Linked DNA regions of Mus musculus: regions 1 and 3 are each linked to region 2. Evidence: chromatin loops called from intact Hi-C (ENCODE). Cell type or tissue: heart. All regions are shown on one strand. Region 1 has its middle 12 kb from the start of Gm30639. Region 2 overlaps Tln2 (talin 2). Region 3 overlaps Gm19299 (predicted gene, 19299).

The links. Hi-C counts contacts between places; a loop is a spot of excess contacts. Peaks named below come from ENCODE experiments on the same cell type or tissue, not always from the same donor. Only the 100,000 strongest peaks of a DNase experiment are listed, where the experiment ranks them.
Region 1: it touches region 2 in a loop (7-fold over the local background); 11 of 42 quality-filtered maps call a loop at or near these places.
Region 3: a loop joins it to region 2, with 3 times the contacts of the local background. A loop is called at or near these places in 5 of 42 quality-filtered maps.

The regions. Positions count from the first base shown.
Region 1 is chr9:66,997,200-67,005,199 of GRCm38, forward strand. No RefSeq gene overlaps it. Among named protein-coding and RNA genes, the nearest start is that of Gm30639, 12 kb to the right of the region's middle. In heart, CTCF peaks have their summits at 4,105 (motif pointing right) and 5,570 (motif pointing right); a DNase peak (open chromatin) is centred at 4,122; H3K27ac peaks cover 798 bases.
Region 2 is chr9:67,210,112-67,218,111 of GRCm38, forward strand. It overlaps Tln2 (talin 2), which reads right to left. Exons shown (of 58, transcript NM_001081242.2): 58 at 6,974-8,000. Among named protein-coding and RNA genes, the nearest start is that of Mir190a, 23 kb to the right of the region's middle. In heart, a CTCF peak has its summit at 3,351; a DNase peak (open chromatin) is centred at 3,360; H3K27ac peaks cover 3,201 bases.
Region 3 is chr9:67,152,807-67,160,806 of GRCm38, forward strand. Gm19299 (predicted gene, 19299) reads left to right here. Exons shown (of 3, transcript NR_045748.1): 2 at 4,220-4,374. It overlaps Gm40529 (a long non-coding RNA gene), which reads right to left. Exons shown (of 3, transcript XR_870878.2): 3 at 3,579-3,899. Among named protein-coding and RNA genes, the nearest start is that of Gm40529, 21 kb to the right of the region's middle. In heart, a CTCF peak has its summit at 4,265 (motif pointing left); no DNase peak of the experiment used is centred here; H3K27ac peaks cover 2,806 bases.

The DNA of each region.
Region 1 (8,000 bases), 210 kb before region 2:
AGGGCTGTTCTTTACTGGCTTGCTTGCTTCCCCTGGCTTGCTCAGCCTGCTCTCTTACAGAACCCAAGACTGCCATCCCAGGGATGGTCCCACCCACAAGGGGCCTTTCCCCCTTGATCACTAATTGAGAAAATGCTTTACAGCTGGATCTCATGGAGGCATTTCCTCAACTGAAGCTCCTTTCTCTGTGATAACTCCAGCTGTGTCAAGTTGACACAAAACTAGCCAGTACACACCCATTGGAGCTGAAGAGATGGCTCAGAGGCTAAGAGCACTAGCTGCTCTTCCAGAGGTCCTGAGTGCAATTCCCAGAAACCACATGGTGGCTCACAACCATCTGGATTGAGATCCAATGCTTTTTTTCTGGTGTGTCTGAAGACAGCTACAGAGTACTCATATACATAAAAATAAATAAATCTTTCCCCCCAAATCACCCAGAATCCCAGTTTTTGAACATAACTGTTCATGCATTTGCCCATTTTAGCCTAGCTATTATCCATGAGCATGGACAACAAGGGGACCGCGACAAAAATGGACATATAATGCATTCTGTCTTTTCTCTACTTAGCATGATAGCAAGCATTTCCATGTTTGTCACTGTGCATGTGTGTGAGCACATGTGCACATGAATGTACACGTGTGCATGTTGCATGTGGAGGCCACGAGTCAATGTTGGATGTCTTCCTGAATCATTCACTTTATCTTCTAAGATGGGGTCTCTGCCCCCCAGATCTCACTGAGTGTGTTAGGCCCAGAGATCCTCCTGCCTCTGCTCTCATCCAATGCCAGGGTTACATACACACATAACCACACCCAGCTATTATGGGATTGCTGGGGAGAGCACCTCCTGCTCACCTAGCAAGCTCCTTACCATCTGGACCATCTTCCCTGTTCCCGTGATTATCATTTTAGTGTCTGTATAGTAGTCCAGAGAGATACTTTAGTCATGGTCCCTTCAGATCAGGATTTATGTTTTCTACTGTTGTATCTTGGTGCTATGGGGATTATTACCCAAGGGACAGTTGCAGTTATTTATTTATTTATTTATTTATTTAAAAATTATGTATTTTATGTGAGTACACTGTTGCTGTCTTCAGACACACCAGAAGAGGGCATCGGATTCCATTACAGATGGTTGTGAGCCACCATGTGGTTGCTGGGATTTGAACTCAGGACCTCTGAAGAGCAGTCAGTGCTCTTAACCACTGAACTATCTCTCCAGATTGCTGCTGTTATTTTGTTGTTGTTGTTGTTGGTTTTTTTTTTTTTTTTTTTTTTTTTTTTTTTTTTTTTTTCGAGACAGGGTTTCTCTATAGCCCTGGCTGTCCTGGAACTCACTTTGTAGACCAGGCTGACCTCGAACTCAGAAATCCACCTGCCTCTGCCTCCCGAGTGCTGGGATTAAAGGCGTGCGCCACCACGCCCGGCTTTGTTGTTGTTTTTGAGACAGGTTCTCTTTACATATCCCTAGCTGTCCTGAAATTCACTATGTAGACCAGGCTGGCCTTGAACTCACAGAGACCCACCTGCCTCTGCTTCCCAAGTGCTAGGATTAAAGTCATGTACCACCATGTCTCATATGGGCAGACTTTCAAATGCAACACTTTGTTAGATAAGGTCTCAAAAAATAGTTCTATTACCTCAAAGGAATGGCAAATATTGAGCTTTCTTGCAAGCATATGTCTGTTGCTTTCCAAAAGGGTTTCACGAATCATGCCACTGGGTATGTGCGAGGTCATGGAAATCCCCCAGCAATGTGTGGATTTTAATAAAATTTTATTAATTTAGTAAAGTTAAATGCTATCTTTTAAAAGATTTGCTTTTATTTATGTGAATGCCTGTGTATCTTCTTGAGTATGTACCCACCTGTGTGCCAGCAGAGGGTAGAAACTAGAGTTACAGGTAGCTGTGAGCCACCTTATATGGATGCTGGGAACTGAATTCCAGCCCTCTACAAGAGCAACAAGTGCTCTTAACTGCTGAGCCACCTCTACCAGTCCCAGATGCTATCTTTTTTAAATGCTATTTTTTAAAAGATTTATTTATTACATGTAAGTACACTGTAGCTGTCTTCAGACACACCAGAAGAGGGCGTCAGATCTCGTTATAGATGGTTGTGAGCCACCATATGGTTGCTGGGATTTGAACTCTGGATCTTCGGAAGAGCAATCGGGTGCTCTTACCCACTGAGCCATCTCACCAGCCCTTAAATGCTATTTTTATTTCCACAAATGAGAGAAAAATTTCAGAAGCTACATTTTAATGGGAAAACATCTAGCAGTAAGAAGAGAAGTCCTGGTACCAGGCTCCCTTATCCCCCATCACCACAGGGTTGAAATACCCAGTCAAGTGGGTTGTACTGAATTTATTACTTGTACTGTTGGAAGTCACAGATAGACAGTTTGTACTGCTGAACTACTTTTTTTAAAAAAGATTTTATTTATTTATCTATTATATGTAAGTACACTGTCGCTGTCTTCAGACACTCCAGAAGACCGAGTCAGATTTCGTTACAGATGATTGTGAATCACCATGTGGTTGCTGGGATTTGAACTCCGGACCTTCGGAAGAGCAGTCGGGTGCTCTTACCCACTGAGCCATCTCACCAGCCTCACTGCTGAATTTCTAAAGCAGCAGCATAAGCTAATGGTCCAGAAGGATGAGACTGGCAGTGTGCGAGCTACCGTCTGATGACTGCCATCCACACCGGAAAAGATCTCCAGGCAAACAGAATCTGCTGTGGTGTTCATGTCTTCTTGGAGGGAGCCAAGCCTCTTAGCTTTGCTCTGTGTATCGGCTCCCAGTAGAACTGGGCTGAGAAAAGACCACTCCAGTTTTCTTGGTTTTAAATTGCTCATTTGCCTGAAAGGAGTGATTTGAAATTTGTGAACCAGAATCTTGGAAACTCTCAGATGGATGCAGATGGTAGAAACAATTTTAATTAGGGAGTCTTTCTTCCATAAAAAAATCAAAAATCAAATCAAATCAAATAAAATCAGGGACTGGTGAGACGGCTCCACAGGTTAAAAGCCAAGAATGAACTTTTCCCAGTCTGTAGGCTGCCGCTTTGTCTGAAAGATGGTGTCCTTTGCCTTACAGACACTTTTTAGCTTCATGAGGTCCCATTTGTTAATTGTTGTTCTTGGTGTCAGTTATATCAATGCTCTGTTCAGAAAGCCTACCCCTTTCTTCCCTTCATTCAGGGCAGGGTGGAAGTAGGAGGGTCAAAAGTTCAAGGTCATACTCAGTTACAAAGCAAATTTGAGACAAATTTGGGCTACATGAGACCCTGTCTCAAAATAAAGTAAAATAACGAGAAACTGAGCATTCATTTCATCTAAATGTTAGGGTGAAACAATATTCCTGTGGTTTTTATTTTACACACAGAAACTACTCTAAGAAGCTAAAAGCCAGGCCGGGCAGTGACGGTGCACACCTTTAATCACAATACTTGGGAGGCAGAGGCAGGCAGATCTCTGGGAGTCTGAGTCCAGCCTAGTCTACAGAGTGAGTTCCAGGACAGCCAGGGCTATACAGTCTTGGAGGAAGAAGAGGAGGAGGAGGAGGAAGGGGAGGAGGAGGAGGAAGAAGGGGACAGGGAGGGGAGGAGGAGGTGGAAGAGGAGGAGGAGAAGAGAAGGGGGAGAAGGAGGAGAGGGGGAGGGGGAGGAGGAGACAAGGATGACAACGCTAAAGGCCTTGCCCAAAGGTCATATGCCTCACAAATGGTTATAAAAGTTACTCAAGTCTTTTTACTTCTACCAAGGAATCGCCCTTCTCAATCTTTTTTTTTTTTTTTTTTTTATTATATCTAAGTACACTGTAGCTGTCTTCAGACACACCAGAAGAGGGCATCAGATCTCACTGCAGATGGTTGTGAGCCACCATGTGGTTGCTGGGGTTTGAACTCATGACCTCTGGAAGAACAGTCGGGTGCTCTTAACTGCTGAGCCATCTCTCCAGCCCCCACTCTTCCCAATCTTAACTTAAAAAAAAAAAAAAAAAAAAAAGAAAGGAAAAAAAAAAAAAAAAAAAAAAAGGCTTAACTCACTGAGGTTGCCAGACATGTGGGCAAGACAAGAATCAGATGAGTACAGACTGCGAACAGCAGGTGGCGCAGTGCCCTCGGTGTTCCAGGCTGTGCCTCACGGTCCTCTGAAACCAAGGTCAATATGGACAGCCACAGGAAGCTTGAGTAACTTGTGACCCACCTCTCTCTCATTCTCTCTCGTCCATCTTCTCCTAAACTGGGTAGGCCCTCCCCATGCGTGTTCTCACTCTTTGCTGCAGCAGATCTCCAAGGAATGAATGAGCTTGAGAAAGTAGTCAGCTGAGGGATGGCTTGGTGATTAAAAGCGTGGCTTTTGTAGATTTTGGTTCTATGCACCCAAGTCAGCAGGTTCCTAACTGTAACACCAGCTCCAGGGGCTCCAAGGGCGTGCATATATACCACCCACACACATACACTTCATCAACTTCCACATTTACTACAGAAAAGCTCCTGCCTCAGAGGCTGGGCCATTGCCAGAGGCTTCCATTTGTACCATTCACTCAATTCTCTCGCTATACTTTGAGATACAAATGTCCTGCCCTTGTAATAGATCACAGAGGGCACTTAGATTGTGGTAGAGGTAGAAAGATTTGTGTGAGCTTGAAGCTGGACAGCCTGGAAATCGGATTCAGCTGGAGTATTTGTGCAAAGTACTTAATGCCTCGGTTAGACTGTAAAATGGTGATGTTATAAGTAACCCTGTAGACTTATTATGATGATAAAAAAAAAAAACCCAGAAACACCATCTAATAATTATTGGAAGATGCCTTAAGACCTTTAAAATGAAGAGGGCTGAAGAAATGGCTTAACACTTAAGAGCATTTGCTGTCTTTGCAGAGGACTGGGGGTTAGATTTCTGACCTCTGCACTTCTGCAGTGACATGAGCCCCAAATAAACAGATAAGTAAATAAAGCAATAAACTAAATAATGAAATAATTAAAAACCATTCACAGCTGGGCATGGTGGCGCACGCCTTTAATCCCAGCACTTGGGAGGCAGAGGCAGGCGGACTTCTGAGTTCGAGGCCAGCCTGGTCTACAGAGTGAGTTCCAGGACAGCCAGTGCTACCCAGAGAAACCCTGTCTCGAAAATTGAAAAAAAAAAAAAAAAAAAAAAAAAAAAAAAAGAATTCAGAAGCAGTAAAAACAATTTTAGATAAGGGCTTGGAATGATCAAAAATGTAGTATTTCATGTAGAAAAAGAATGCTTAAGTATTTTTGCTTAGCCAACATTCTAGCTAGTAATTTAATTTAATTCTAGCATTTAAGTTGTTATAACTGAAAGAGGTAAATTTGGTTTAAAAATGTCCCCAGTAAGTTAATTGTTCAACAATTTGGTTTAAAAATTTGGTTTAAAAATGTCCCCAGTAAGTTAATTGTTCAACAATTGATCAAGTTGATAATTTAGTGAATTTTGGTGTTTGGTTACATTGATTTTTTTTTTAAATTCCACTGTTCTTTTTTTTTTTTAAGATTTATTTATTTATTTATTTATTTATTATAAGTACACTGTAGCTGTCTTCAGACACTCCAGAAGAGGGCGTCAGATCTCGTTACAGATGGTTGTGAGCCACCATGTGGTTGCTGGGATTTGAACTCCGGACCTTCAGAAGAGCAGTCGGGTGCTCTTACCCACTGAGCCATCTCACCAGCCCCTACATTGATTTTTTAAAAAATTAATTTTAAAAAATGTATGCGCATACCTGGGTGAGTTCTGAGTACACCATGCACACACAGACCTTTGCAGAGGTCAAAAGGTGTCAGATTCCCCTGGCACTGGATAAGCCGTCTTATGTGGGTGCTGGGAGCTGAATGCAGTCCCTTTGAAAGTGCAGTAAGTGCTTTAATGTTTGAACCATCTCTCCAACCCAGGTTTGCACTGACTTTGGCATACAGACTTGTATTGATTGAACAGGGAGTGGTACTCAATGCATTTATACACTTACTGAATTAATTAATGCATGAATAGATGAATCAGAAGGATCTTGACATCAGTGAAATGATTCTTCTCTACTTAATGACTTCATGTGATGTCAGCATTTTAAGATCCCCGGACTTTCTGAGTCATGGAAACTGCCTCCCACACATCCCCTCCTCCCCCCTCACAATGCACTCACTGCCTACTCTGAGGCGACTTAATGAGAATGAGTGATTCCCTGCAGCCTCCCCGGGGGTAGCAGCTTCCAGAGGAGCCAAGCCTGGCTCATCCACTCACCTGCCATAGAGCACCGGCCTTGGCAGTTTACCTTGAGTTGATTCCTCATTTATCATGCAGGGATAAGTCTGAGATCTGACCTACTTCTCCTTAGCATGGCTAAGGACATAAAAAATACACAGTTCCCTGGGATCAGGAAAGTGCTGGGTGGGTGACAGCCCATCCTTATGAAAACCAAGCTTGGCAATGAAGGGGTTATTAGAGGCAGGGAGATCCAGCAGGAGGAGGGGCAAACCTGCTCTCCAGTCTCTTGATATCCTGGTCACTAACATCCACAATAGACAGGGACTGCACCTGTTAAACTGCCTTCCCCAAGTCACCTGCCAGTGCAAAACAGGAAAATTCCAGTGGCCCTACCAAGGCCTCCACTGTCCGCTGAGGGATGAAGTCACTGCCTGCAGTCAGCCGGTGAGACCAGATGAGGAAGCCTAGATCCAGACATAAACAGGCTGGCTTCTCTTTCCATCCTTCACAGCTATAGTCAGCCTGCTGGGTGGGGGTAAAGGGAGCCCAATGGCCACCGTGAGGGGATTTAGGTGGGGAGAAGAGAGCGCAGCTGGGGTGACAGGGACAGCAACAGTCCAAGCCTGAGAACCGCATCAAAGACAAACCATGAAGGACCTGGGGAAGGCTATTTACTCTGTCCTTCCTGTTCCCAAGCCTAAGAGGGAAATCATCACAGGGAGAAAAAGACATCCTTAAAGGACAAAGGGCCTGCCATCGGGGTCCACTTTTAGTGCTTGTTGGTGTCGACCTTCCAGCTAGAATCAGTAGACCCATCACTGCTAGGGGACACTGCCAGGCAGTGGCTCAGGTGCCTGGCCTCTGTGTGTGTCTGTGTGTGTGTGTGTGCATGTATGTGCCCCCAACTCCATCAACCCCAGGGGAACCCTACCATAACAGCTGATCACACTGGCAAGGTGCATTTTACCCGTCATGTAAAAGCTCATCCCCTTGAATAATATTTCTGAGTTAAAGTACTTAGATATGAACAGACTCTGGAAGGTTCTGAGGCTCAGCTCATCCAATTACCACGCAGCAATGGAGTCCCATCGTCTCCTTGGATATCTGGCTTAATAAAGCCTGACCCCCAAGACTATTATATGCCCAAAAGTCCTGTAAGAATGGGATCTGCTTTCAATATTATATCAGGCACACTAAATACACTTATATTTTACATTAACTAGAAAATGTTTACTGTGGAAAAGATAAAAAAGATCTTCTTCTTCTTCTTCTTCTTATTATTATTATTATTAATCCTTTCCCCATGTGTATGGTATGTATGTGCTTGTATGGGCTTTTTTGCACGCGTGTGTGAGCTTATGTGTGCATATGCATGTGGAGGCCCAGGGTTGATGTTAGGAACACCCTGCATTGCTCATCCAGCTTCCTGAGTTAGGTCCCTCGGTCACACTCAGAGCCAGTCAGTATGATCCCTTGTCTGCCTCCAGAGAACCACTTGGCATTTATGTGGGCTCCTGGGGATTTGAACTTGGGTCCTCACTCTTGCTCAGGGAGCATTTACTGCTGAGCCATGTTCCCAGCCCCAGAATCTTATTCTTTTCTGTTTTGAAACTGTTAAGCCACACATACTCACTCACTACCTAGGTGGCCACATTCTCTGAGCTGTCTCACACAGGCACAGGAAGTCCGATAGAGCAGGGGAAGAGTCAAGCCATAGCAGTATTTCCGAGCAGAGAATTTAGAGGTTGCTAAAGTTAAATGTGAATGGGGT
Region 2 (8,000 bases):
TTTCCCTATATGGCTGGCTAGTCTCTGAGATAGAAACCATTGTGGGCTGGCTTAAATATTGCAGGAATGGACTTGAGTAGCCTGGAAGAATGGAGGTGAGACTGGAGTTCCCCGAGAAGCCCCACCCGTGTGAGAGGTCTTGCAGACTTCCTGATTGGAGAGCAGTATGTTGCAGATCAGGAACTAAGTTATATCTTGAGTTGTCTCTACTTTTCAGAATAGCCATTGTCTACTAACCACTGTATCTGACCTAACACTTCTGTGACTATTAGGTAAAACTGATACTGAGGAAATTGGGGTCCCTTCTTGTGGTTCTTGATCTCATTAATGAAAGAATTTCAGAACGAACCCAACTTTAAGGACAATTGTACTGGAGTCTAAAAGACACCCGCCAGGGCAGGCTGCTGTGAACCTCAGCAGCTGACAGAGAAGGAGGATAGAGCGGAGAAGCCATGCCATGTAAGCTGGCAGGGAGGTTGGACATATAAGAAGTGACATAGGAATGGCCTCCACGGGCTCATAGATTTGAATGCTTGGTCACTAGAGATTGGCATTGCTTGAGAGGGATTAGAAGGTGTGGCCTTGTTGGAGGAAGTGTGGGACTTCAAGAGCTCAAGCCAAATCTAGTGTCCCTTTCTTCCTGCTGCCTATGAATGAATCCAGATGTAGAACTCTCAACTTTCCTAGTACCATGTCTGCTCTCATGTCTCCATGCTTCCACTAGGACCACATAAACCTCCGAAACTGTAAGCAAGCTCTAGTGAAGTGCTTTCTTTTATAAGAAAGGTACATTCCCATGATATCTTAGGGTTTCTATTGCTGTAAAGAGACACCATGATTATGGCATCTCTTATAAAGGGCAACATTTAGCACACTCCACAAGCCACACCTATTCCAACAAGACCACACCTCCTAATAGTCCCACTCCCTCCTTAGGAGCCTATGGGGGCCATTTCCATTCAAACCATCACCACGCTCATGGCCTGTTTTCACACCAATAGAACACTTACTAAGACAGGAAACAAACAACCCACAGTGGGAAGGGAGCTTGGAAGAAAGAGTAAGAAAGCCCCAAGTATTGGGGAAACCCAAGCTATGAAGGAAAACATTGTTAGAAAAGGATTTTTTTTTTTTTAAAGAAGAAGAGAAGTTACAGTTTTCTAAATGATTCAGACTTGGAAAGCTGCATGACTTTGGCCTGGTAAGCTACCACATTGGAATGTGAGAGGTAGTGGTGGTGGTAGCTTGGAATTCTGGGAAGGAAAAGTACAGTATCTCATTACAGGGATAATTATTGCACCTGTCGATAGCATAGCTTGAGGCAAACACTCCTTCCTGGTGGCGGTATCTTAGTCAAATGACTTACAACCACCTTCATTTTGTGACTACTACTTGCACAGTGGAACATGACATTCAGGGTGGCCTGGATCTGTGTTCCTGGGCCATGGTTGCTCACGCGTGGTTCAGAATAAGGTACCTCTCACTTCCTGTTGTGACTTTTCCTGGAGAGACTTGATCATGTTAGACACGGATTACCTAGTCATACTGTAACACTCCCTTTGGAGCAAGAGGTGTGTCTTTTTACCCACAGTTGTTAGACAAGCTGGTTAATGAGGTCACTACAGATTTGGAGTCCTGACTGTTTTCCCTCTGCCATCTTCGGGATAGACTCAATCCTGAGGCTAAAGCTGGAACTTCCATTCATCACTGCTGTGGGAGAGAGTCCAACACCGCCAGCAGATATTTCTTCTCCCCTCAGAAGAACCAGGGTGTACGTAAAGTCCACAGCCAAACACCCACCAGTAGGAGGAACGAGACCTTCCTTGACCCAGAGCACCTGTAGCTTCCAGTCAACTCCCCAGTTAGCACTGCTCCATTTTGAAAGGAACTGGGGAGTTAAGTAGAACTCTTCATCATGGATTCCTAGCGGTCTTGAAAGCAACTTGCTCAAAGTCACTTCTCTGAAGCCCAAAGCTCTTACGTGTTCTTTTTGCTTCCTTCCTTTGTCTCCAGACATTGAAGGAAGAAAGCCTGAGGTGTTGAACTGCAAGTGCCTATGGCCCAGGTGCCTGCACGGTTTATTAAAGAAACCTTTCTCTCTGTCTCCCCGTTTTTCTTCTAGACGGCCCTTTGTGGGTCCAGGCCATGAGCACCGTCTTCTAGGGACCAGGTCACACCATCAGAAGTCTTTTCTCTATTTCAGTAACAACTTTCTTTGGGTTGGATCCTGTACTGGCTATTTTTTTATGTCAGCTTGACACAAGCTAGGCTCACTGGGAAGAAAGAATCTTAAGTGAGAAAATACTTTCATATGATTGGTCCATAGGGAAGACTTATAGGGCATTTCTTGATATATAATTGATGGAGGAGGGCTTAGCTCACTGTGGGCACTGCCATCCTAAGCTAGTAATCCAGAACACTATAAGAAAGCAGGCCGAACAAGCCACGGGGAGCAAGCCAGTAGCAGCTCTCCTCCATGGCCTCTGCTTCAGCTCCTGACTCTAGATTCCTTTCCTGAGTTTCTGCCCTGACTTCTTGATGATGAACTGTGATCCAGAAGTGAAAGGGAAAGAACTCTTTGCTCCCTAATTTGCTGTTGGTCATAGTGTTTAGTTACAGCCATAGGAACATTAATAGACCCTAGCTTCCAGCTTTGTCAGTGGTGAGAGTTGACAAAGAGGTGCCAGTATATTAAGGATCAAATTGTGTTTCTTCGAAGCTGTGTTCGGAAGGGACTCCTAGCAAAGCACTCTTTGGAGGAGCTGTTTTGGACAGCTAGGGTGGGGCTGTATAGGTGAATAAGGAAGACAAGACAGCTGTGGTGGGCAGTAACTGTTTACGCACAGTCTTATGTTGCGTGTTCAAAGTTCAAACCAGAGGGCCCTCAAACACTGGTCACCAACAAACTAAATCCATCCTGTCTAAGCCATTTCATAGCTTTGGAAGCTGGTGAGGTTACATGCAACACGATGTGACCCCTGCCTGTGGCCTAGAAGAGGCTATCTCAAAGATGAAACATAGGCAGGTAATAATTCTAGTGATATTTTAGAGTAGGACTCTGATGAATTCAAGGTGTGGTTGCAAAAGCATTTGTCCCTAGATCATACAATAATTAAAACAACACCAACCAAAAAATCCCCAAGGATAAAAATACTGGTGTGATAGCATGGATTCCACGGTCTCTGGAGATATTGGACACACACAGATGTCTTCAAGCCCTCAAGAAGTTCCAGAGACACACAAAGATATTCACCTACACTTTGCTTCTTAAATTTTTCCTAGAAACTTTTTTCCCTCCAGAGAGACAGGGACACTCTACTAATGTCCCATGGAACCACACTGCCCCCTGTGGAACAGCCTGGTGCTGGCCAACTGTGCTGCTGGCTGCAAACATGGCTACCTTCTAAGACATGGGGCAGGGCTGTCCTGACAAGTCAAGCCTGCATGTCTGAAGATCGTGGGGCAAAGTTGCACTGGTGCGAGATCCCCTGCGCGTCTCTCTTCTCCCCTTTGGGATGAAGCTCCACACTCTACATTTTAGCACTGTCAATCTCCGTTTCTACACTTTACAGTTTTAGCCTTTTATGATTTTTCTCTCCTCCCCCTCCCCACAGCTCCAAACATCCTCCACTGCTGCTAAAAGCTCGACCTTGGCCAATTGCTTCCCTGGCTGCCTTTGATGGGCAGCTCCAGCCATCTCCTGGGCAGCTTGAGTTCCTGTCCCTCTCTGAAACTCTGGGTCCTTCTAGCAAGTGGAAGTGGGACTGACTTCTCCAGAGCCTAAGGTCTTGGAGGAAAGTAATGTTTTCTACAGACCCGGGTGCTGAAGTAACGACAGCCCTCCGTCTTCCTTCCTGCTTCTCTAACGATCCCTATAACATCAGAGTGCTGGGAGCACAGAGCCACCAGCTTTGCTCTGGATCTCTTTACACCTTGGGTCACCCAAGCCCCACACGCCTATGGAAGAGGATCAGCCTTCTGATGAAACCTGGAGCATTTCTGCAGCACAGTTCGGAGCAGAGGAGAACCAAACTTCCTTTTCCAAGCTGTAGAATTCCTGAAGCCAGAATTGAAGGGGAATTCTAAATATGGTCCCAAGGGTTTGGGCCTTGTACTGACCTTCTTAGGTAATGCCCCTGGACAGACCATCCTGTCCTTGCCCCAGTCCACCCTGGAACACAATGCCAGAGGCTTTCTTACTCTGGGGGAAATGGCGCAAGCAATTCTGTTGTGTTCAGGGCAAAGATGTTTAAATGACAATGCCCAGGGGAATGTCTCTCAGACACATAGTTACCATGGCACACAGGTGTTCCAGAGGACCCAGATTTGTTTCCTGTAAGCACTCTTGTAAGGCAGCACTCAACCACCAACTACCTGCAATTACAGTTCCAAGGAATCCTGTGCTCTCTGGCCTCTGTGGTGTGTTTAAACATATTCATTCTCTCTCTCTCTCTCTCTCTCTCTCTCTCTCTCTCTCTCTCTCTCTCTCATACACACACACACACAACTTTTTAAAGATGTCATGGTCAAAAAAAGGGGGGGCAAAGTAGGATTCTGGGAGCATCATTTGGAAGACATCACTGGCTGAGCAGCAGAGAGGAAGGTTCTTAGTCAGTGACCTCTGGATGCCCCCTTCCTGCCACAAACATATATGGAATGGAATGGTCCTGTGGTCTTTCCTCTCTCCCAACCCCCACATCCCTCATTGCTCAGGAGCCTCTAGTATGAGCCAGGCTCTGCCTCATGTATGTATTGCCCCACGGTCCTCTCCCCACCTCAGCCTGTTTGATTTCCATCCTGCCCGTCAGGTTTTCATTGAGGATCTCAGCAGGCTGACTGTGAAACCATGAGCTCTGCATGGACCAGCCAGCCTTGTGTATGCAGCAGAGAACGAGACCTGGCCTCAAACAAGAGGAAGGCAAGGGCCAGCATCAGAGTTTGTCCTCTGACCTCCACACACACGTGCCTTTCCCCTTCCATATATAAGTACTGTATGAAATTCTCAAAGAATTAAGTGTTTTAAAAGTCGGTAAATAAGCAAACCATGAGCTTTAGAAGAAACAACCTGAATCTCTTTGTCCTTTATTAGTGGATCTTAACGGAGTAACTGGGAAATCCCAGCTCTATTGGGTGAGTGAACTTGGAGTAGTTCTCTACCTCTCTGTGCTTTGGCCTTATGTCTTAGGGCTTTACTGCTGTGAACACACATTATGACCAAGGCAACTCTTATAAAGGAAACATTTAATTGGGGCTGGCTTACAGGTTCAGAGGTTCAGTCCAGTATCATCAAGGTGGGAACATGGCAGCATCCAGACAGATGTGGGGCTGGAGGAGCTGGAATTCCACCTCTTGTTCTGAAGGCAAACAGGAGAAGACTGGCTCCCACGTGGCTAGGAGGAGGGTCTCACTGTCCACCCTACAGTGACATACTTCTTCCAACAAGGCCACACCTCCTAATCGTGCCACTCCCTGGGCCAAGTATATTCAAACCACTGTACTTTATATCTACCTGTGTGTCTTGCTATGAGGAATAAACAGGGGTAACGGGTCAGTAGCCACCTCACATCTGCGTTCCTGTGCCAGCCTGTCTGATGGCAGTTCCCTCCCGCTACTGGATCCCCATCCTGGAGAATTCTGGGACCCCAACATGATGTATATTCTTGACTTCTTCCCCTCCTGTCACTCCAAGCCCCGGACTCACTGAATTGCTCCTTGTTCTAAGTCATTGTCTCATTAAACCCAGGCTGTTGCCTTTACAACCCTACAGCTTGAAGTGTCTCTCCTTCACTGCTGTGAAACTCCAGTGCATAGGAATCGGGCAGACCACACCCTCTAGGAAGCCTTGCCCACCTTCAGAGCAGTACCCTATTATTCCCATTTCTCTGAGTCTAGGGTTTGTCTTCCCTGAATTGTGACCATCTCTGGGAATGTGAGTTGGGCTCCAGTGTCCTGGGCACAGCAGGTGCCAGGGCTTGCAGGCAAGGTTACTGGTGGCCTTTTGACCTGATACGATTTTTGTGTACAGAGGGTGTGAGTTTTGATAGGCAGCAGCCAACCTTGCTCAGCTACTTCCTGCCCCCTTGAGTCTTAGGCTGTCCCTTTGAAGAACGGCCATATGCCTTTTTTAGGGCTGCTGAGCACTGAGGGATGTGTCTGGCGGCACAGGACTGGCACTAAGGAGGCTCAACCATAGCCTTTTACCCTATTCCCTGGTCTGCCCCTCAGGCATCTCACTTTTGTTTTAGCAGTCTTCAGTCCTAGCCTAATTTTTGTCATTCCTATTGAGTCAGAGATATGCAAGCTTTATTACCAACTGGCTCAGAGTGTGTGAGTTCAGGAGTATCCCCCAGTCACTGGTGTTCATCCCAAGGTCATTTTTGGTTGCTATGGTGATTCTTTGACACCCCCATCTTGCAGATTAGGAATGCTTCATATTTTTCTAAGTCTGGCTGCCCTAAAAACAAGGACTTCTGGCCAAGGATCCACCCCCTCCAACAGGAAGACAGGCTGGAGGTGACATTTTCGGCCTCAGCTGTCACAAATGAACCTAATCAATCTTCCTGTGGTGGGTCTCCACAAGTCCAGTGCCTCATAGACACTCTTTTGTGCTCAGGTGTTTAGTCTTCGAGGGACATGCAAGGTCCCTGCAAGGGCTGACCTGTTCAAGAAGCCCATTTGTTTCAGAGGAAGGAGGAGACCACATTTTCCTACTCAGCCTATTTTTCTGGGTCAGTGAAGTAGAGTGGAATTGGGTGGCACCCTGGGGCTGGTCTTACCCCCGTCTCCCACCCATACATGTACACACACACACACACACACACACACACACACACACACATCCTTGGTTATTGTGGAGATAGATGTTTGGCTCAGGGCAGAATTTCTCCTCCATAAGCAAGATGCCCTCTTCTGTCTTTTTTGCACCTCACCCCCACTCCCACCCCCCGCCATTGCCATGAAACCTTCACACAAGTTCATTCCTTTAAAAGTTTATTTCTGATGAATAAAAAAAATAATTTATGTGATTAGATAAATTAATTTATGTGATTAAACATTATGACAAGGGCAGAGCTTCCCTTTCTTGTCTCCTGACAGATGTGGCTGCAGAGGGGCTCGCATGCTATTGCCTCCTGGTGGGCAGTGAGCTGGGTTCCAGGGAGACCAGATAAAACCTAGCCTGTTTCACAGAAAAGTGTCAGCCCTTCTTCATAGTATTGTGAGACTACTGGAAGTTCCCTCCTCGTGCTCATTCCAAATGACCACAACTTAATACATCAAGTGCAAGCTCACCCTGATGGAGCAGTGACGTCAGGCGATTTGTGGAGGATGTCTTTCCTAGCGGAGGCTGCCGACTCAGTGGGAGGGACTCTGGGGTGAGGTGAGATCTGGGCCACCAGCATAGCCCCTAAGACCTTTCTTTGGCTTTTAGGACTCTGAGCACTGTTGCCTCTCAGCCTGTAAGCAACTATTTTCTTCCAGTTCCTTGCAACTTGCTCAGTAACTCAGATGTGTCTGTCTGTGTGCGCGGTCACCGAGTTCGTTTCTTCTAGGTGTCTGAGCAGAGCATACAATCAGTGCTGAGATCTTAAGCTTTAGCTCCCAGAGGCTCTACCTTAGCCCTGGACTGCAAAGCTCGGGGAGATTTGGGGGACCACCTGCCAGAGAGACAAGAGGAAGTGCAGTGGCACCTCTTACCACCTCCACCCTAATTCCTTCATCAGGTTCTGGTTCTGGGGCCGCTTAGGAGGTGGGGATAAATACATGCTTTTAGGTGGTGGGACATTTTGGTTAAAGTCTGTGTGTTGCTGGGAACCAACCCAGGGCCTAGCACTTACGAGGCAAACATTTTAACACTAAGTTACTTCCATTAGCTGTTGGTTTTCTGAGACAGGATCTTGTTACCCAGCCCAGGCTGACCTTAGACTTGGCAATTCTCCTGCCTCCACCTCCCCAGTGCTGGGATTCTAAATGTTCGCCGTCACACCTCGTTACACGGTTTT
Region 3 (8,000 bases), 57 kb before region 2:
CTGCTTGGTCAACACTTCTTACAAAGCTTGCAGGAGCTCAGAGACCTTCTCTTATCTGCCTGACATGACCTTCCCAAGGATACAGGAAATCCTTGTGGGTTGAGGGTCTATGGGAGGTGGGCTACATCTTCCCAGGCCAGAGCTGCCAAGAAATCCTCTAATCTTGCAGGGTTGGGGGCACCTCATAAAATTGCTTCTCCACCCACACAAAAATACCACAAGTTTTGCAATCAAAGCCATGCTCCCAATTTCCCTTTCTTGTTCTAGAGCGCATGCCCAGGGTCTCTGGACTGGACCTATTATTTCACTAGCCTTCCTGGGGCAGCTCCCTGAGGCCATCAGCCGTAAGGACACTAGAACTCTGTGGAAAGTTCTGGGACCATCTGCAGTGAAGCTGCTACTCTGAGAAGGTGAAAGGGTGAAAGGGAAGGACAACCCTATGTTTGTCCATGCCCACTGCTTGGTTCCAGGATTGTGCGTGCCCCAGGGGCTTCCGTGCTGAACCAGGTGCAGGGTGTTGTCTGTGTAATAAAGTATTCAAGTGCTGCCCCACTGCCCTGTCCAAGCAGCAGACAGAACCCTTCCTAAAGGGCAGCGGTAGGAGCAGTTTTGATGGTGCACATGAGGTCCTGGAGCCTGCTTCCCTGATACTGCTAGGTTGGTGCAGGGTGGGGAAAGTCCAAAACCAATGAAAAAAGCTCGTCACTGCTTCAACAAAGGCAGAGACATGGCTAAGGCTGTGCCTGTACCCTGACCCCACTACAATGAACACGTGGTCCTTTTGGAAAGCTCCTGAACTGGGCCCTGGAAGCTCTCAGGTCCATGGGGTAGGAATATGTGGTGTACAGTAACTACAGCAGAGAGGAGACAGACCCACCTTCTTCCCCTAATGGGACAACCTATGCGGTTTGCCTTCCATCTCCTCTGGGAAGGTCTCCTTGCTGTCTCCAGCCTGGACAGAGCTACTCTGGAACTTACAAATGATTAATAGTCCAGATCACAAATATTGCTGTGGTTAGGAGGAGTGTGCCAGGCCCAAATCTCTTTTCTACAAGTTGCTGGGTGTGTGGTTTTTCACAAGTCATTGGACTTTTGGGCTCTTTTCTCCTCTTCTCTTTCCATGTGTGTCTGCGTGCAGCCTCCATAAAGGTCAGAGGTCAACTTGGGGTCATTCCTCAAAAGCTCTTCATCTTGTTTGTTTGTTTGTTTGTTTTTTGAGACAGGGTCTTTCACTGGCCTGAGGATCCCCGATTTAGTAAGGCTAGTTGGCCAGCAGCAAGCCACGGGGATCCTCCTGTCTCTGCCCCCTGGTGCCAGGATTACAGGTGTGCTCTACCTTGCCTGGCTTTTTAAATGGACTCTGGGATCAAACTCATGCTCGCTTAGCAAGTGCTTTGCCAACTAAGCCACGCCCCACCCCATATCTCATTCACTGTGTAGAGCTGTGGGGAAGACATGATTTAATATACACAAGACTCGGCAATGTCTGCCACAGACAAGCCCTCAGTAAAGGCTGCTCTGAGACACGCCTCTCTCCAGCTGCAAAGCATAAGATGCTATTTTATTAAAACTCTTTGTACAATTTATTTTGATCATATTCTTTCTCTTCCCCCAGTCCCTCCCAGATCCTCTCCACCTCCACACCCGCCTGACTAAATGTTCTTTCTCTCTCAAAAAAAAAGGGAAAAAGAAAATCAGGAAGAGCAATAACAAAGCAAAAAATAAAATCAAAACAAACTAAAAAAAAAAAAAAAAAGAAAAAAAGAAAGAAAGAAAGAAAAGAAAATCAGACCAAAGAAAAGCGAACACAAAACAAAACACACACACACACACAAAGATGGGGTTCATTTTGTGTTGGTCTACTACTCTCGGGCATGGGGACTGTGCTGGAGTGTGGTGTGGTTGATCGGCCCAGTGACACTTCTAGCTTTGCAGGAAACTGATCATTCTTCTCCCCATCAGGTGTCAACTGCGAATAGCTTCTTGGTTAGGGGCGGGACTAAGTCCACTCGGGTCCTGAGACCCGACCATCACCACCATCACCACCAGGCCTAATGCTTTCACGCTGCTGTCCTCCTCTGCTCAGAGCCACAATTTTTCTCTCTCCAAACAGATAAATTTTAATTACAAAAAAAAAAAAGAAAAGAAAAAAAGTGGGGGGTGGGGGCGGGGAGGGAGGGAGGGAGGGAGGGAGAGAGAGAGAGAGAGAGAGAGAGAGAGAGAATGAATGAATGAGAATGCATATGAATATAAGGTTGTGCACAGGTAGGGAGATAAGGAGAATCTGAGAGGAATTAAGGGAGGGGGAAAGATCTAACCAAAATATCTCACCTGAAATTTTTAAATTAATCTTTTAAAAATGCCTGGTTCACGCTAAGAAATACTTCTTCGCCTGGGCAGGAACTGAAGAATGTGGAGACACAGAATTCATCGTGGCAGAGAGTTTATACATTCAAGGGGTGTTTTGTTTTGACAACAGGACTTGTGTAGTCCTGGTTGTCTTAGAGCTCTCTGTAAACCAGGCTGGCCTGGAACTCAGAGAGCCAACTGCCTTTAGTTTCCAAGTGCTGGGATTAAAGTCATGCCCCTCCCCCAAGGCTCCTTCAAGGTTTTTTTTTTTTTATTCCAATAGGTTGAACCTGACAAAAAGCTATTGAATATCCTGGCAATCTCAGATAGAAAGATATTTGCTATTATTGAGAAAAATATACTAAGAATTTAGGGATAGACCAAAAAGAGTACAGGAAATCTTTTCAACGTCACACAGGGCTTTGCTGAATAGGACCTCTCAGAAGGTGTGTGTGTGTGTGTGTGTGTGTATGTATGTATGTATGTTTGATATGTGTGAGAGGGAAGGGTTTTCACATGCTGTATAGTTCATGTGGAAGTCAGAGGACGTTTTGCATTGATTCTTCCCTCTCCACCTAATTTAGGTGGGGTCTCCTCATTGTGTAAGCCCGGCTCACCAGCAAATATCTGGAGGTCTTCCTGTCGCTGCCTCCCCTCTCTGAATAGAGGAGTGCTGGGACTGACTGCAGACACTTGGAAGATTAGGTCCTGCTTTCGTGTGGGTCTGGGTTCTGAACTCTGGTTGACAGGCACTTTGTCCCACTATGGTCTCCGTAGCACCTCAAGAAGGGTCTTCATTAATCCCAGCACTTGGGAGGCAGAGGCAGGTGAATTTCTGAGTTCGAGGCCAGCCTGGTCTACAGAGTGAGTTCCAGGACAGCCAGGGCTATCCAGAGAAACCCTGTCTCGAAAAAAAAGTCTTCAGTGCTCTCCAGGAAACATCTCCACATCACTTGTCTCATTACTTTTCTGTTAAACCCCTCCCCTCCACAGTAGGAAGTTGCATGTTAATTTGCTGGTTTTTAGCCAGATTAAAGGACTATCTAAAGATTATATATGGTTTAATGACCCTAAAGGAACGTAACTATGTTTAGAACCACCCTCCCAACCTTGTCTTTTTTTTTTTCTTTTAAATGCAAACAGTTTCTCCAAAGGACTTGGAATCATCATTAGGTCATCTGAATGGTTTCTTCATTAATGAGTTAAAAGCCTATGCATATATTCTATGTTGGTATTACAGTACTGATTTTTTGTTTGTTTGTTTGGCTTAAGGTTTTTGTTTTCAAGGCTGGGTTTCTCTGCGTATCCTTGGCTATCCTGGAACTCAATCTGTACACCAAGCTGGCCACAAATTGACAGAGATGCCCCTGCCTCTGCCTCCTGAGTGCTGGGATTAAAGGAGTGCACTACCACCGCCTGGCTGACAGTCCTGTTTTTAACTTTTGTAAATTATATGTTGACATTCTGAAGAAGACGCTCCAGAGTACAGCTGCTAGCCTGAAGCAGATGTTTCTCCACCAGACCTTGGTCTCAGCTTTCCATGGGAGACTCTGGGGAAAGAGAAGAAATACCAGTAGGGTGGGTGTTGGGAGGCAGGGAGGAGCCAGATGGTTAAGAACCTGAAATCTACCCGTGCAAGTCCCCCAGGGCTTCAGCTGTCTGCTGGAGCCACCTGTGTGCACTAGGACAGGGGCCTGTTTAGTGCTTACTTAAAGAAACAGAAACCTGACAAGATCCTGTCTACTGTGTTGTGCTTCCTTCCTGTTTTAACATTCTCTTTGCTAAGCTGAGAGCAGCTTTTCTGATCCTACTGTATCCTTAGATCCTCCCAATGACCTAAGCATTGTCCTCCACATCTCTCCTTGCACAGAAGCAAATGTCTGGGACAGCCCTACTGAACAGTGCCCTCTAGTGAGCCTTTGGGTCCCCACCTGGCATCTGTGGAGGGAATGACTGGATGACCACAGAGAGAAGATAGAGCCCATGCTCCTCCTCAGAGGACTGCCAAGCTCCTACTGTGTGCAGGTATTGTCAGCCACGGCAAGGATGGGTAGCAGTGTGATCCTCTGGCCCTCCATTTTGCTTTTATCATCAGATCTCACTACATAATATTGTTAGATTGTAGTGGGAATTTGAGGTTCTTTTAAAAACACAGAAATACTACACCAATGTGCTTTCATTTTAATCCCAGGTGTGGGATATGGGGCTGCTTCAGACTGTCCACAGCAGCTGACTATGATTTGCCTCGGGCTCTAGCAGAGGCATGGTTTTGCCATCTGCAGATAGTTTCTACAATTATGTGACATTTGGAATTCTGGGAACTTTCCAGAGGCTATATAAATGCTAGGGCCCTGAGAGGTGGGGTTGGTGGTAGTTTAGGAGAGTTAGTTGTGGCTTGTCAGTAGTTGTGCTCAAAGAATAAACAAAAGGAAAGAAATTAGATTCAGGTTCTTTCTCTCTCTCTCTCTCTCTCTCTCTCTCTCTCTCTCTCTCTCTCTCTCTCTCTCTCTCTCTCTCTCCCCCTCTCTCTCTCTCTCTCATCTAGTGGGAGGGGGTAAGAAAAGAATCCACAAAGTAGCAAAAGGTAGATATACTAGTCTGTGTTTTTCTACTGAATGTATACAGAAATAAAAAGCTGAATAACAACAACAACAAAAGCCATGGTTGGGCCTGAGTGACGTCAGTGTGGGCAGTGTTGAGTGTTTCCTCAGAGCACACTCGTGGGTGTGAGCCAGCTCCCACCTTTGTAATTAGGCTTGGCTTAGCAGCTGTAGAGCAAGTACCAAGGACAAGAATTCAGTCACCTTGACTGTGGGCAATCACGTCGCCTTTCTGGGTCTTACTCTTCCGTGACGTAAGAAAGCGCCATACAATTGTCCTGAGGGTTAAGATAATTAAGCCTTCTAAAGCCCTTTAAATTGTACCTTTTGCATATTAGGCATTGAGTTGGGGGTTTGCTAAGGGAAAGGATGTTAAAAGGTGAAGTCATATCCAATTAATAATCTGACTACCAAATGAAGTAGTCAGATTAATTAATAATATGATAATTAATAATACAACTACCAAATGAAGCAGGTTCCCCCTAATCTGTAATTTTACTGGTTTGTGGTTAACTGGGATTGAATAAGTAGAACATTCAAGAACTAAATCAATACATAGTTTGAAGCAATCTTGCTCCATCCTGCTCTATCCTACCTGGGATGTGATGTATCCTTTTGTCTAATGTATCCGTGATGTACATGCCTCCTGCCTATTAGTCATTTAACAGGGAAAGCCTGGTAGGGAGTATTAATGTACACACTGACATCTACTACTTGGTCTTAGTATTATTACCACCTCATAAGGGAATTGGAGGCTTTTACAGGACCCCGGATCCCACAGCTCCAGGGCACTGTGGTACTGTCAAGCTCAGAATTTAGAGAACACCTGGGTGTTTAATGTCATGCTGGGCGTGGGAACCCAAGGGAAAAGGCAGGTGAGCAACCTGTGGGCTGGAGGGTCAAAGCTCCAGGGCTGGCCAGAGCCCAGGACTCAGCAGTAAGGAATCTTTTGTGCTGTGGTTCAAAGGTAGAGTAAGGGGTAGGAGGAAGTGGGAAGGTGAAGGTGGTTTTTATAGCTGTCAATCAATGAGTTAGCCAGCCTACAACCCTCAGGCTTGAGACACCTGGCAATGAAAGGTGATGGGGGAGGTGTGTTGTAGCAAATATTAATATTAATATTGAGGGTTTCTATCCTACCTTAGATTATTTAGTTCCCAAATAAAAGACACAAAAACCTTTATATTTATAATAAGCCTTAAAACACTAGAGCTGGGCAGATATTAGTCCTCTATGCTATTTTGTCTACTCCCCTGTCAATAGCCACAAGATATCACTTGCCACGTTCTACCTGAGCCATTCCTACTCCAATTCCATTCCTCATGGCCATGTAGTCACAGTCCATCTACCTGCCTACCTCTCTTCTGTCAGGCTACATGCTGTAGGCATCTTTATTAACCAATCACAGAAAAGTTGGGGGACAAGATTTTTACCACAAAAGCTGGTATATATATGTGAGGATCTGCTCATCTTGGAACAATGTGGGAAACAGAATTTAGCATTCGAATACAAGCAGCATCAGACCAACCCACCACGGGGGTGGGAGGAGCAGCCTCCTGTGTAAATGGTCTAGGAGGCACCCCCAGTGGAGACAGTGGCCCTGGGGAAAGAGGAAAGAGGGTATGGAGAGTGTGAGGGGTTCGGGAACAGAGCAGATGAGATGAAGGTACAGTGGGGGCTTTGCTTGGAAAAGAAGGCTAGTGACAGGAAAAGGAAGATGAACGAATGTACGAACACATCTGGAAGCAGGGAGGGTGTGTGTCTGAGCTTGTCCTTACAATAAAAACAGCTGAGATAATTCTTGGGGGTGGAGGGAGGGATTGTGTACCGGCAGTCAGGGTTGGTGTGGTCAGAGCCTCCTCCTATGTTCCTATGCCTTTGTGTGAGCTGCTCCCACTGCCACCCTTCCTGTGGGCTCCAGGTGGCGCAGGGTGGGATGACAAACCTTAAAGTACATGTCTTATCTTGCCTTGAACTGGCACCAGGGGCCAACATCAATCATCTCTGAGCTAGGTCTCTTGATAGTGCTCCCAACGGCTTTGGTAAAGCCATGGCTGGATCTCTGGAGAATCCTTGATGCAACTGAAAGAACCTAGTGGGGAAACCCCCACTCAACTCCCGATTCGGCGTACACCCAAGAATCACGAATAGAACACAACACCTTGATGTAACAACACTAGGTATTTTAATGGTGGAGCTCTGGGTCTAAACGTATCTCACACAGGAGACAGTGGATTCGACCACGAGGCTTGGAAGCTAGGGGTTTTTATAGAAAAGGAGTGGGGCTGGGGGAGGAATTGGCACGGTTTCACATGATTGGTCCATTTAAATATCAGCAGCCTGTAACATTTAACTTAGGTCAGAGGGGTAGGAGATAGGGAGGCGATGGGCCTGCCCGGGCATGTCCTGGTCTGTTCTGCTATGTTCTCAGCTCCAGGTTTCAAAGCTCACAAACAACTCTTTGGGCTATTTGACATACATTACATGAATCACAGGTCTCAAGTTTTATTTCCTTTCACAACCTTGAGGGTAAGTTTTGTAGTTGTGACTCCTTGTGAGACAGCAAGGGTCCACTAAAAAAATAAAATAAAATAAATAAAAAATTTTAAAAAACCCACTAAAACCAAAAAAACCCCCAACCTATTAACAGGAAAGCTGTGAAATGCATCCTTAGATTACAGCTCCTCTCCTCTGTAGGGTTCCAGTGTGGTTTCTCTTGCAGCTACCCCACCTCTCTCCCTAGGGTCCCCAGAGCTAAGCCCCTTATCTGATCATCAGTGGTGATGGAAAAAGATGTGTGGTTCTAGCCACGCTCTGGTTCAGTGAGTTCACCAGTCTCTAGAAAACCAGTGACACTTGCCGGTGGCTCTTCAGCCACAAGAACACGAATGCAGATGGAAGCAGAGCCGTCATCTTAAGAATGTTTCCAAATGGCATAGATGGTCCTGAGGAAGTCTGACATCTAACCACCCATGCCAGCGCTCCAGCCATGTGTGCAGGAACCTGTGGAGGGTACAGGTTTCTAGTCTGAAGGAAATAACTCCAGTGTTGTAT